2 separate regions of the Mus musculus genome follow, and region 1 is linked to region 2. The links are chromatin loops, found by intact Hi-C in ENCODE. Cell type or tissue: gastrocnemius. All regions are shown on one strand. Links, peaks and the distances in the headings refer to the core of each region. The heading gives the core; the rest is flanking DNA.

Region 1 (7,173 bases), core at 975-5,974, 270 kb after region 2:
CTGTCCCTACTGTCTGCATGTCATCTAAGGTCCCTCCCTTTGGTTCTCAAGAGTCTCTTACCTGCCAGGTCTCTGGTGCATTTTGGAAGGTCCCCCCTCAACCTCCTATTTCCTGAAGTTGCCTGTTTCCATTCTTTCTGCTGACACTCAGGGCTTCAGTCCTTTTCCCTCTCCCAATACCAGATCAGGTTCCCCTTCCCCTCCAACGCCCTGTCCAGTCCACTTTCCCGCCCAGGTCCCTCCTTCCCTCCCTTCTGAGGTAACTCAGACCCCAAAGGACATGCATGGTAGCATGGTATGTACTCGATAATAAGTGGATATTAGCCAAAAAAAAGGTACAGAATATCCAAGAATGAGTTTGAAATGTCTATACTGAACTGAGCTGTGTGTGGGGAGGGAACAAAGCTGAACTCAGTACCAGTGGTTATTATCATAGGAAATTAAACAATCCTTTGTGCCTGCTACTCGTTGGAACAATTGCAAGGGGAGTCCACCTTGGTAGGCAGCTTGCCTTTCTACATCTTATTTAATTTTCAGAACTCCATGACGTTGTCAGGGAGATTCTAATATCACATTTTCATAGAGAAGCGGTAGATACAGGTTAAATTTAGAAGTCCTGATGATATCTAATTCTTCTTACTAATTTTACAGTCATGAAAAAGGATTTCAGTATTACCCCTTTCATGGATCTTGGCTTCCTCTCGCACAGCTTGGAAAGCACAGTATGGCACGTGGTCTCTCACTTAGCCAAATCAAAGGAATACTTTCCTGTTTGTATCTGTCTTCTCTTGCATAGGCTTTTACACAGTCAAGTAGTTACTTGTTTTTAGAATGTCCTTTCTCTTGGCTTTCACTTACCCTGATCTCTTTGATTTCCTCCCACATGGCCAGCTTACCTTCTCCACCTTTTATGTGGAGACCTCCTGCTTTCTCTGACCTCTGAGTGCTGAGTTCTGTAAGTTCAAGCCTGGGCTCTTTCGGCTACCTAAGGTTCTCTAGTCTCAGTACTTTGAAAGCCACCTTTTGGACAATGATTCTTACATTGAAGTTATGTCCCCAACCTCTACCCAAAGCTCCAGATTCCTGTGTATATATAATGTGCGAGTGGTTCAATAGACACTCAAACTTACAGTTTCTGAAACAAATACCTAATTCTGCCTCACAGGAACCTGGATTCTCTCTTCCTCCTCTATTTTTATCCATCTAAGTAACTGTCATTTCATCCATGAAATTAGGAGTTGAAGGGCTTTGCAACCCCATAGGAAGAACAACAATATCAACCAACCAGACCCCGCCTCCTCCAGAGCTCCCAGGGACTAAGCCATCAACAAAGGAGTACACATGGCTCCAGATGCTTATGTAGCAGAGGATGGCCTTGTCATGCTTCAGCGGGAGGAGAGGTCCTTGGTCCTATGAAGACTCAATAGATGCCCCAGTGTAGGGTAATCAAGGGCAGGGAGGTGGGAGTGGGTGGGTGGGTGGAGGAACACCCTCATTGAAGCAGGGGGAGGGAGAATGTGACAGGGGTTCCCAGGGGGGAGGAAAATGGAGAAAGGGGATAACGTTTGAAATGTAAATAAAGAAAATATCCAATAAAAGAAAGCCCTACATGTAAAACTAAGTAAAGGAGCAAATGAATGAAACATGCTTTTCCCAATCTTTATTACCTCTCTCACTTGATCCATTGTCTGATGCCCCTTACTCTCTCCACCCTCCTACTGCTTCTTTATCCCCCTTATTTTGGGGTTGTTTTGTGTCATGGTGTCTAATACGACAGATATTAAACAGATATGAAAGTCTGGTGTATCTTCACGAAACAGATCATAGCGTAGATCCTTCTCCTCAGCTTCTTTCAGTCTTCCATAACTGAACCACATATTTGACTGTGTGTAGATATGCAAGGCAGACATCAATCAACACATAAAACTGTAAAATTTTAAATGGTCAATTCTTCCTATACAATTTCCTTTTGCTTCTACTAAAAAACAAACCAAAAAACAGAGTCAGGATCCAGGAAAGCTGGCATATCAAGGAAAAGTACCCTGTGCCACAATAGGTTTGAAGCCATAGGCATTTCCAATTATGATGCTCATATTATTGGCAACCTAACCTAAGACTCAGAGTGACTTAGCAAAGCCATGCAATTAGTTGTTGGTTCAAACAACTTAACAACGAGGTTTTCTGGTTGGGGATGGTGGCCCTGACGAGAGAGCCCACTGAGCTTCAGGAGAGGCATGCGTTCTCTCTGAGACACCCTCATTGGGTAGATCCAAACACTGTGTGCTGTTCTGCTGTCTCCTTTTAACTATTGACTCTTAGAACCCATTCTTGGCATTGGTGGCGCACCCTTTAACCCCAGCACTTGGGAGGCAGAGGCAGGTGGATTTCTGAGTTCAAGGCCAACCTGGTCTACAGAGTAAGTTCCAGGACAGCCAGGACTACACAGAGAAACCCTGTCTCAAAAAAAAAAAAAAAAAAAAAAAAAAAAAAAAAGAGCCCATTCTTGGAGGAAGAATCACCTCACTTTATGTCATATATGTGCTGATGAATCTGGTCTCAGAGTAGGTTAAAATTTGAGACAGGGAATTTTCAGGTTAATCATATGCTTTGGGGACATGCAAACATTTCATAGACACATGATGGCTCTATGGGGGAATTACCGGAAATATAGGCATTTGCTGACTTTGAGTTTTACTATGGACCATACATACTTTATTGAGTGAAGTGAATAAAAAATGGATGGTTGATTAATGTATTTAATTCACTATGCATTTATACCAGATTTTTTATCAAAGGGTCAAGTTTTAGAAAATTTGACTATATATTTTAAAAAGTAGATGACTCTATATTGGAGTTCAGTTATAAAACTTAAAGATATCTGTTATCTCTCTTGTCTTTTCAGCACGAGCTGCTAAAGAGGAAATGATTCTTAAAAGCTTTTTTTTTGTTGGAAAATATTCAAGAGACTATTGATCGCGTCTCAATTTTATGCATCAGAATCATTACTTTCAGGCCACCAGGACAAAAATAAGTGAGGACACAGGCAGAGTTTTCATCTTGCTCAATGTGGACAGATTGAAAATTACGTTACCTAAAATCATGCTGACTACACAGAGACAAGTTTATGGCCAAACTGTCACGTACAGCTGACGACAAGACATTAGAGCACCAGTCACCTGGACTCCTTGGCAGCAATCTATCATTTATATGGAGGGTCTGGATGGCTTGCTGATGGCGAGTTCAGGAAGACATGGCGGGGGCAGCAAGGTGCTCAATCCGGAGTCGACGGGAGGCGTGGCCACCTGTGCATCAGCGTGGAGTCTCCTTTTCTCCAGATGATGCACGTGTTAGCACAGATCTCACCTTTCCCAAGAAAAGTTGTTACATCTTTGCTAATAAGGTCTTTTGAGGAACTTGGTCACACCTCTTCAGTTTAATTATCATACCACACTGAAATGACTTCTTTCCTTTTCCTGCTCTCCTACTGAGAACAAATATCGACGGTTGCTTCCCATTATGACTTCAACACTGCACTAATAGATCTGTTAATATCTGTGGATGGCATAAATATATAAGAAAGACTCATATATGCTTGTGTGTGTACACACATTAATAAAACACTTATAGACAGTACCTAATACTGTTCCGGAAGTGCTGAGTGGTCAGGAGCAAGGCGCGCCTCGGGAGTTCCTGTGACGCTGGCAGGAGGGCGGGCTGGGTGGAAGGGAGGTGGGAAAGGGAAGAGGAGACATACCTGAGTGATGGGGAAATAGCAGGACTTTGGCAAGCAGAAACAAACTGGGTCAGGGACGGAACTGAGAGGAGCAGCAATCTCAAGCTTCGTTCTTGATTGTGCCTCTTCGGTTTTTATCTCGTGTGTGTGTGTGTGTGTGTGTGTGTGTGTGTGTGTGTGTGTGTGTGACTTTTACTCTAAACTTCTTCCTTTTTTAAATACAAGTTTTAATGTTTATTTATTTGTGCATATGTATGTGTGGGGGCATGCGTGTGCCACACAGAATGTGTGGAGGCCAGAGGACAACTTAGTAGAGTCATTCCCCTCTTTCAATATGTGGGTCTCAAGGTCATTGGTCTTGGCAGCAACCATCCCATCCAAGCAGGCTTCTTGCTGGCCCCACCCCTTCCTGCTCATCCTTCTGCTTAGCTATCCATGACACAAGAAGCTTCAGCCCATTATTGTTGCATTCCCTGAAGAGAAAATGAACAAGTTCATTTGGCTCTTAAGCTATTCACAGATGTCCTAACACCGTTTCTAGTTTCTGATCAGAGTCCAGCTGAGAATGTCCATCACTGAGTAAAGTCCCCCTCAGCCTCAGCCTCATCACAATTATGCCTTGCTGAGTCCCTGGGACATCACTGTGATTGGTGAACAGTTGCAGTATGAAGATGCTCACGATGCCATTCCTGTAGGAAGTTAATGGCTATGTTTGCATATATGATGTCTGTATTATGTGTGTGATACATATATACGACGTGCTTGATAACTGTGTATAATTTATGTATGTTGTTTATGTGATGTATGTGTGTTATGCATACATTTTATTTGTGTATGCTGTGATGTGTGCAATATATGTGTGTGTGTTTGTGTGTGATATATATATAGACATGGACATGAGAATGTGTGTGTATTGTCCTAGCAATGTTTTTTGTTTTGGGATTTTTTTTTTTTTTTTTTTTTTTGCCTAAAAATGGGCTTTGTTCATCTCATCACTTCAACTGCTCCATGTCATTTTGAAACAACTGAAATGTTTTCTCCTTTGCATTGCTTCAGTTTTCTTTTCTCTGTCACTCACTCTCAGTGATCATATAGCTCAGAAAAGATAAAATTGTAGCACAGGGAAAAATGCTAGGAAATAAAGTTTAATTATCATTGTTTCTATTTTATAGAGCAGAGAAAGTCAACATTTCAAAAAAAATGACTAAGATGATGTCTGCTAATAGATAATTGCCTCCCTGGAGGATTTAAAAAAAAAAGGCAACACACCTCTGATGTCCTCCATGCGCACTCCTGGCAGACACCTGGCTCACCAGCAGGGGGTGAGAAATGAAGTGTTGTCAGGGGACTTGGTTCTGAATGAAAAGCATCATTATGTATAGTCCTGGGATAGCTGGACAGGTTTGTGGATAGGTGCTATGGAGTGTCTGTGTAGAAGAATCAGGTTGGCCCCAACCCTCTGTGTCAGACAAACTGACCTCTTTGGAGGGCTGAGTCAGTGGATACCCAACAAGGAATTTGGCAATTAGTTGCTAGCGTTACACTATAGACTATATTAATTGGCACATTATATACATTTATTATATACATTTATACATTTTCCCTTTCCTGATCCCTAATCTTAATCTAGTAATTCAGTTGAGTTATGCAAAAATATGGGTTTCTGTGTTTTGACTTCCCCTTTCGAGCAGCAGATTGAGTGGCGAATGCAGACCTGAACTCTGATTCTGCTATGGCCAGGGGTCCAGAAGGAAAGATCTGAGAGTGAGCTGAAGCCAGAAGCCACGTCCACATTTGCAAATCTTTTAGTGAACACTGCCAGACACTGGTGGGGAGGAAGAGAGTCTCTTCAGCTGGTCCCTGCCTCCGCTGGAAACCACAATCTTGGACAGTCCCTGGGTTTGCCTTCTCCACTTTCCTCCGTCACACCTCCTGGCTGCCAGCATGGGGTAAGCATAATATCCTGCACCGCTTTAGAAAAAAGGCTAGGATGGGTCAGATTGCATTTACTCAGCAGACAACTACTTAAGGTCAGTTGAGGTAACAGCAGCTTCTGTATGAGAGCCAACACATCTTGCCAATTAGGCTCAAAAGAAGTAAGCACCATTTTTTCCCCCTTCTTTGCAAAAGTGATAGCTCATTTATTAATGCATTGATTTGAGCCAAGATGTAAAGAATTCTAAATTATGCATGGATTTGAGGTAAAGGAAACTTTTCTATTTTAAAGTCTCCATCCATTCAGTAACATCTTCCTTTGACTGTTCTTATTTGGTGCCTACTCTTTGGCCATAAATATATTTTACTTTGTTCTTTTATTTATTTATTTGAAATAGAGCAGAGACCGCTTTCTAGCAGGGGTGAAAACATGTTTGTAGCACTTAGTAGGTAGTCAGGTAGATGAGCTTCTACTTGTCATCCTTGAATCAGTTAACCTTGATCTTAGTTTCTTACACCAAGAATGTGTCTATGTAATATCAGGCATCCCTGTCTACAGAACAGCGTCAGTATTTGCTTGGCTTGTGCTATTCATGACAGGTGGATCATTGCTGAGAGTGCATTATTGCTGTGGCCTACCAAGTATAAATTAATAAGCAATGCGGTCCCCCCAAGATTCAACTGGAATCTCTCCTGGCTGTCGACCTCCTGAGCTTGACATTTTGCTGTGTGGTGGAAAATGTCCAGAGTGGCAGCCTCTGAGGGACCAAGGATCCCTGGACCAGCCCTGCTCTATGACCCAAAATTCTTGATGCCAGGACCTTTCTGGCAGAGGCTTAAGCAAGAGCACTCAGCAGCTGTTGGCACAAGCCTGCACAAGTCTGATCTGTGGGCATCTGCTGGGACACAAAGAAGGGCAAGGAGAGAATTGGACTTTTGGTAACTCCAGAGACAAAACAAAAACAAAAACAAAAACAAACCAAAAGACCTTGCTCTTCAGACCTGGGGGAAGATCTCAACTGAGCCCAGTTGAATAAATGGACCTGCTGCTGTGACTCCCAAAGAGATTTTGGCTCTCATTTCCCCCTGTCACCAAGATTTGAGGACATCCTAGTCTGTATTTGAAAAGACCTTTTAGCCACCAGTAGAGAAGGAAGCTTCTAACGGACTGATATCTATGAACACATTCTGCCATCCTTCTCAAGGACATAGAGAACTGATTCATGACCTGCTTTATGCTCAGGGGCCTCCAGGGCTCCGTGCACAACAGAAAAACTGGACAGTCACGAAAGGATGTGACCAATGATGGGAAGGGGGTAGCCAGGGGACAGCCTCAGGGAGGTCAGCTTAGTTAGAGACCTAACCTCTGATCCAAGGCTATAGGAGAGTCAAGAAAGGGAATAAAACAGTACAATGAGGCTTTGCACATGAAAGGAGACAGACACTAGACTCCCAGCAAACTTAAACCCCTCCCTCATCCCTTGGCCTCTGCAGATAGACCACAG
Region 2 (7,173 bases), core at 853-5,852:
ATAAAAAGAGTTAAAAATGAAGTTGCCTTATAACAGCCAACAGTGTCCCTACTAGACACCAGATGCTAACAATCGAGCAACTAATTCATGATTACTTTTTAGAGTTGTTGGCAAGTGAGATCCCAAAGACAATCTTCTATGTGTTGTCCACATCAAGACTGCTACCATTGTTCTTGGTTGCTCTCCAGAGCCTACAATAAGACCCCATTGCTGAAGACACTACATACTTGAGTCCTGGAACATGGAGAAATCAGACTGGTACTAACCTTACATCCTTTGACTGACTCTCACTGGTTGCCCCCAGCAATGGCAGAACAAAAGGAGAAAACTTTTTACCTCTTTCCTAAGCCCTTCTTCTAAAACCTACAGGAAACGTGACCCCTGCAGTCTCCTCAGAGTCCTCCTCGTGCTGCTGTCTGTGGCATTAGTAACCTTGAACAAATCTATTACCAAAAAAGACAATCTAGGTCAATGTCCTCCTTGAACCACAAACCCAAAGGCTTTCAGAACACTGGGTCTTGCTCACACTAAGTATGTGTTCTACCACTGTCCTGTGCTTACTAACTTAAAAAAAATTTCCCTACAGATGAAGTCCTGTTGCTTCATTTGGGAGCTGTACCCCATGTGTGGCTTTTGGGCACCTGATGCCCTTGTGTTGTAGGAAACAAACATTTTTCAGCTTATAATTTCACGAGGGAATTTGGGGAGCAGAGTATAGCTGCATTCTAGTGTATTAAAGGTGTGTTTTCCAAGGGCACTGGTGTTCCTGACTTATTCTATTTTTAATGCCCTCAGCCTTGGAGTGCTTTGCTGTCTGCTTTCAATGCTTGTATTTCTGAAGTGTGGGATCCATGGAAAGGATCCAGAATGACAGCAACACCCCTAACATGGTAGTCCAGTTTAACAGTTCACTTCCACTCTAGGTCATAATCCAAACTATGGAGAAAATCAGGATATTTGATCTCTATTTTGCAAAGCACTTTAAATTTTCTCAAAACCTTTCTAACTACAAAATTAAGTGGATGTCAGAGACAGCCTCTGCTCCAGTTGTTAGGAGGCCCACATGAAGACCAAGCTGAACATCTGTTACAAATGCACAGAGGGCCTATGTCTAACCCATGCCTGCTATTTGTTTGGTGGTTTGGTCTCTGTGATCCCCCATCAACCCAGATTGGTTGCCTCTGTGATGTCCTTGATCCCTCCGGCTCCCTCAATCCTTTCCTCAACTCTTCCACAAGACTCTGATCTCTGCCTAATGTTTGGCTGTACGTTTCTACATCTGTTTCCATCAGCTGCTGGATGAAGCCTCTCAGAGGACAGTTATGCTAGGCTCCAACACTGGGTAGGAAGAAAGAAGGATAGAGAGGAAAGGAGGTGTAGGTCTCTTTAGACTACTTACTGCTGATCAGGGTTGCTGGGTTCTTGGGGCAAGTCTAATCTAGACAGGATATCTCTAACTTCTTGTCAGATCACAGCAGCAACCAGGAGCAGCCTCTTCCTCCTCTTTCTCTTTCTCCTCCTCCTCCTCCTCCTCCTCCTTCTTCAGAGTCCTCCCCCTCAAGTCTGTCTCTGGGCTTTGGCATTTATATCCTCTCCAAATCTCCAGAGTCCTTAGAATTAAACTGTGCAGCTGGCAGAATCACACCCCTGCCAGGGCACCCATGAGGCAAATAGTCAGCTGCTGTAGATAATCTGAAGCAGCCCCCATGTCCTACAGGTGGGATTAAAATAAAAGCATGTTCACATAACATAACTGGGTTTTTTAAAAATTAGGTATTTATTTCATTTACATTTCCAATGTTATCCCAAAAGTCCCCGACCCATTCCCCCACCCACTCCCCCACCCACCCACTCCCACTTCTTGGCCCTGGCATTCCCCTGAACTGAGGCAGATAAAGTTTGCATGACCAATGGGCCTCTCTTTCCACTGATGGCCGACTAGGCCATCTTCTGATACATATGTAGCTAGAGACACGGGCTCTGGGGGGTACTGGGTAGTTCATATTGTTGTTCCACCTATAGGGTTGCAGATCCCTTTAGCTCCTTGGTTACTTTCTCTAGCTCCTCCATTGGGGGCCCTGTGATCCATCCAATAGCTCACTGTGAGCATCCACTTCTGTGTTTGCTAGGCCCCGGCCTAGTCTCACAAGAGACAGCTATATCTGGGTCCTTTCAGCAAAATCTTGCTAGTGTATGCAATGGTGTCAGTGTTTGGAAGCTGATTATGGGATGGATCCCCGGATATGGCAGTCTCTAGATGGTCCATCCTTTTGTCTCAGCTCCAAACTTTGTCTCTGTAACTCCTTCCATGGGTGTTTTGTTCCCAATACTAAGAAGGGTCAAAGTGTACACACTTTGGTCTTCGTTCTTCTTGAGTTTCATGTGTTTTGCAAATTGTATCTTATATCTTGGGAATTTTAAGTTTCTGGGCTAATATCCACTTATCAGTGAGTACATATCATGTGAGTTCTTTTGTGATTGGGTTACCTCACTCAGGATGATGTCCTCCAGGTCCATCCATTTGCCTAGGAATTTCATAAATTCATTCTTTTTAATAGCTGAGTAGTACTCCATTGCGAATTTGCGTGTTATCCTTGCGCAGGGGCCATGCTAATCTTCTCTGTATCGTTCTAATTTTAGTATATTTGCTGCCGAAGTGAGCACATAACTGGGTTTTAAAAGAAACCCAAGTTCTCACTACAGGTGCTCTCCTTCCACCTCAGGTGCGCTAGCAGATTCTGTGGCCAGCACTTCAATCCTCTGTGCCATCTTGCTGATCCAAAAGACTTGTTTTTAAGTCACAATCTAAAACTTTTCAGCCATGGTTACTTATTCCTGGTGCTTTGGGCCTGGCAGCACCATGGCAGAGGATGTTCATCTCATGGTGCCTATGAAGCAAGGTGGGGAAGGGGCTGGAATGCCAATAGCCACTACAAGTGCCCACCCTCCAAATATGTCACTTCCTCTCCCTGAGCACTTCCCCTGAAAGGCACCCACAGAATAGGTACTGCATCTTAAACACTTGAGCCTTTGGGGGGGGTGTATTTAAAATTCAAACAACAGCATGGGAGAATTAGTGGTTTAGTGCTCATGTTGCCATAGCAGAGAAAATAAATTAGGAAATATAGACTTTGGGGGCATACCTTCATAGGCTGAAAGATGGTTGATTGCCAACATGGGTCTTGGTTTGGCTCTGCCATGGGTATGCTGGGTCAGAGTTTTAGAGTCCTCTGCTCTCTAGCCTAACATTCTGCCCAATTCAGACATTTCTACTGCAGCAGCCCCAGCAGCAGGTGGCAGTCTTGCCCATGACTGAATTCTCTTGGTGTCAGGAGATCATTTTTCCACCTCATTCTTTGTCACTGATAGATAGATCTAGACATCAGGTTTTTACTAATTATGTTGAAGTAAACTCTTCTGCCAGACATTCTCTTGTGTATTCCATGTCTGCTTTCTGGACTTCTTCAATATAGTCTTTATTCTTGTTTTACCTGAGACATGAAGCTGTCTGTTCTTCCTGACATTAGTCTCATTAGCTTTTGCAGTGGTTGGTGGACCAGCTGGCTCTTTCCATCAGCCAATTGTGTTCTGCTTTGTAGAGAGACTCACAAAATTGTGACTCCTGACAAACAGTGATGCAGAACATAGGACTGAAAACACTACTCAGTGGAAGAACACTGACCCAACATTCCCAAGGCCCTGGGTTCTATTCTAAGGCGGGTGGAGTATACAAGAACAGCACATGAATAGATACCAAGGCAGTGTTAACATTGGGTTTCCTTTTGGAGTGCTTTTCCATCTAATGAATTCTTTCTACCTTTGTCCTCTGTGCAGGACACTGCAGGAGGCTAATCTTGATTTAATACCTCCCTCAGGTGCCCTTGCTTTTTTATCCTGGTTGATATGGGTCAGTGGGAGACCTCTATAGAAGCTTTGGGGGGCCAGGGAGGAAAGATGGAGAAAGGCAGGGAGGGAGGGAGAGAGAACAGAAAAAAAGAGGCAGACAGACAGACACACATACAGAGAGAGAGACAGAGAGGATAAACTAGCCAAGGAGCTATTCCACAGAGCTGTCCCTAGTACCTGCTTCTTGTTACTTCCCTAGCTCTGTAATAGACCTGTATTCAAGTCCACCTGGCCCTTGGAGAGTGCAACCACTTCCTCCGGCATCATGGTGGGCACAGAAAGCACAAAGACCACAAACATGCTGAAGCATTTGAGCTGTACAAGGGCAGGTCTCCTGAGTCTGCATGTGTAAACCTATTTGTCTTAAGCTCCTAGATACATGATTTTGAACTTGGCCCCAGCGAGGGATTCAAGTTGGTGTCGAGGACTTGTGGCTGTTGGTTTTTATAATTAGCCTTCCTTCTCCACAACTGGTCAACAGTGTGCAGGTTTCATAAAAGTGTGATCTCTATCTTTGTCCATGGAGAGGCAGTCTAACATCATGAGGAAAGCTCAACTTTGGAGCAGAGAATGAAGTTTGAAGCAGAAGCCTCACAATACTGAAAACGAAACCTAAAGTCTATGAGCCCCAACTTCTGTATATACAGAGAGACAAAGATTATTTATAGACAAAAAAAAATCTTTATAGATAAAAAGAATGTCTGAAAGACATGTTTAGCAAATATGTCTGCCAATCTCTTATTCTCTGTTTAACCCAAAGTAGGGATTCAATGGATGGTGGTTTCATACATAGAAGGGGAATGATAACTATTTCAAAAAGATATGATGGGAATAAGGATCCTATCTGAGCTATGCAATCTGAGAATGGAAGAAGCATAGTCCACCTATGAATGGTGTGGGGTGAACAGGGAGTAGGAAGAAGAATGTTCCCTCAGGCTCCCAGAGAGGGCAAAATATTCTTACTGGGGATGGCAAACATTTGAAAAGATATGAGTGGGACCTTTCTTGGAATCGTGATTGTCTCCCTGAATCTTTGTCTGTCCTGCTGAGTTTGTTCATTGAGTGCTTTCTGTCTTCTCTTCTCTACTTCCAACACACACACACACATACACACACACACACACACACACACACACACACACAGAGAGAGAGAGAGAGAGAGAGAGAGAGAGAGAGAGAAAGAGAGACAGACAGACAGACAGACAGAGGCAGACAGAGACAGACAGAGACAGAGAGAGAGAGAGAGAGTGTATTCAGAATCCCCCTCTTTGCTAAGGTATAGTTTTTATGCACAGATTAGCCCTATTTGTTTCCTAATTCATTAGTTTCTGCTTCTGTATTTATTACAACCCTAACGCCACTTTCCTCATGACAGTTAATGTTTTATTAGTTGGTTTTTTTTTAAAATCTTAATAACCCGCCTTTATTCTGCTGTAGTTGTTTTTCAGGAGTCTTTTATTTTCTGCATTCTCTAGACAGTCTGAAAATTTGTTTAGATTTCTTTTTAACACAATAATTATTTAGGAAGGAGTTCTAAAATGTCCACGTTGTAATTTCTAAGTGCATTACGTTGTAATCAGAGGCTATTATAGGTACAACATTTTTGTCTAAGTTTGGTGTGGAGTCCAGGAGGCCTTGGGTGCTCTATCTTACATAGGGTGAGCTCAAACTCCCAACCACCTGGCTTGCAAGTATACACCACTGCACATAGATAGAGGAAGCATTTCTATGTGTTTGGATTTGCTTAAAAATTCAGCGTTTTCATTTTCTGGTTGTAGGTTCTGTTACATAAGGGCTTTCCATCGAGTTTGGTTACCTTGTTGCTATGCCACAAAATTAGAGGGCAAATTAAGGTCTTCTTTTATTACATTTTTTTCCCTTCATTTTTAGCTCCTTGCATTTCAGTGTGTCGCCCTTGTGAAATATTTTATAAATAGCCTGTGGGCATCTTGTTGGTGCATCAGTGTTTTACCTTTTGTAAAGAGTTTTTTGTGTCCTCCTTGAACCCGGTCTGTCCTGGTGTTAAACACAGGTTTGACAAGGAATCTAGAGGCTCTCAAGGGCGAGGATAGCGATTCAGCACCACGGACAGCTCTCACGCGGTCCAACTTCCACTTCTCCAAAGGCTCCAAGTGAGAACAGCAGCATGGAGAATCACCTACAAAAAGGAGGATTGGCTTCTGTGTTTGTGTAAGACTTATTCAACAGTTAATAGACCTTCAGAGATGTTGTGGCTTGAATGTGAACTGTCCCACATTGGCTTACCTGTTTGATGACTTGGTCTGATGTCTGTGTTTCAGGAAGTTGTGGAACATTTAAAATGTGGGTAGGTAGGTGTCCCTTTCCTCTCCATATACATCGCTCTTGAATCTGTTTGATCAGCAGAAGAGGATGGCCTTCTTTCCCTAATAGGAGGATTGGTCTTTGGTCAAGAGCATCTATAACCATACTCCCTGGCTGGAACCTCCAAACAAGCCTCGGATTTATCCAATCAAATTTTCTCCTGGTTCATCATTCACCAAACATGATTCTGATTATAAATCAGCATCCCATATAAGTACATCTGTATTTAAAGAGTGTTCAATGTATAATACCAATAATAACAGTTCACTTCCAGTGACTACAGAAAGTCCCAGGACAACGCATTACCCTGCTTCTACAAATCCAGTGTGATGATGAGTCTGCCTCCAGAGACACCATCCCTTTTCAGCATCAGCTGCATCTGTAAGGTTGAGAGACAGAACTTAACACTTCATAGCTTTGCTCAGACACTTGCTACATAGCCTTCTTCCAGTGAGCTCCACCATGAGCACTCTAATGTCATGCTGTTCTTGCCATAAAAGCCTGACAAGAGGGCGTGTGAGCCCCGCAGTGCTCCACCCAAACCCCGGTCTCCTAGCTCACACATTCCCACTGACTGGCCATCCAACTCACATGGTCCTGACTAAGCGTCACTGCTCCTGAATGCCTGGCAGGATGGAAGGCTGGCACATTCAAGCTGCCAGGTAGGAATTAAAACATCTGCTTAATTCCTGAGAGAAATTATTTGGTTAAAGGAAAGTATCTTTTAACAAATATTTGTACTTAACTAAAGAAGAGAGAACAAACAAGTAATTTGCAAATATGATTATTTGCTTTCTCAACTGATAACAGCCCAGTTGATTATTTGTTATCATCCAGATTTAGCACAGACTAAGCCTTGGGCAAAATGACAGAGGGCATTCAAGGATGGCTGTAAAATAATTGGAAGGCCACCAAAGCTCCGGA

The links. Hi-C counts contacts between places; a loop is a spot of excess contacts. Peaks named below come from ENCODE experiments on the same cell type or tissue, not always from the same donor. Only the 100,000 strongest peaks of a DNase experiment are listed, where the experiment ranks them.
Region 1: it touches region 2 in a loop (2.0-fold over the local background); 2 of 42 quality-filtered maps call a loop at or near these places.

Annotation. Positions count from the first base shown.
Region 1 is chr1:176,426,522-176,433,694 of GRCm38, reverse strand. It overlaps Gm36536 (predicted gene, 36536), which reads left to right. Exons shown (of 4, transcript NR_151528.1): 4 at 2,903-3,584. Among named protein-coding and RNA genes, the nearest start is that of Gm36536, 97 kb to the left of the region's middle. In gastrocnemius, for the core only: a CTCF peak has its summit at 5,043 (motif pointing right); DNase peaks (open chromatin) are centred at 3,240, 5,072 and 5,599; H3K27ac peaks cover 883 bases.
Region 2 is chr1:176,696,108-176,703,280 of GRCm38, reverse strand. Gm26104 (a small nuclear RNA gene) reads right to left here and starts at 2,664; the gene lies at 2,555-2,664. In gastrocnemius, for the core only: CTCF peaks have their summits at 3,295 (motif pointing right) and 4,441; DNase peaks (open chromatin) are centred at 3,293 and 4,316.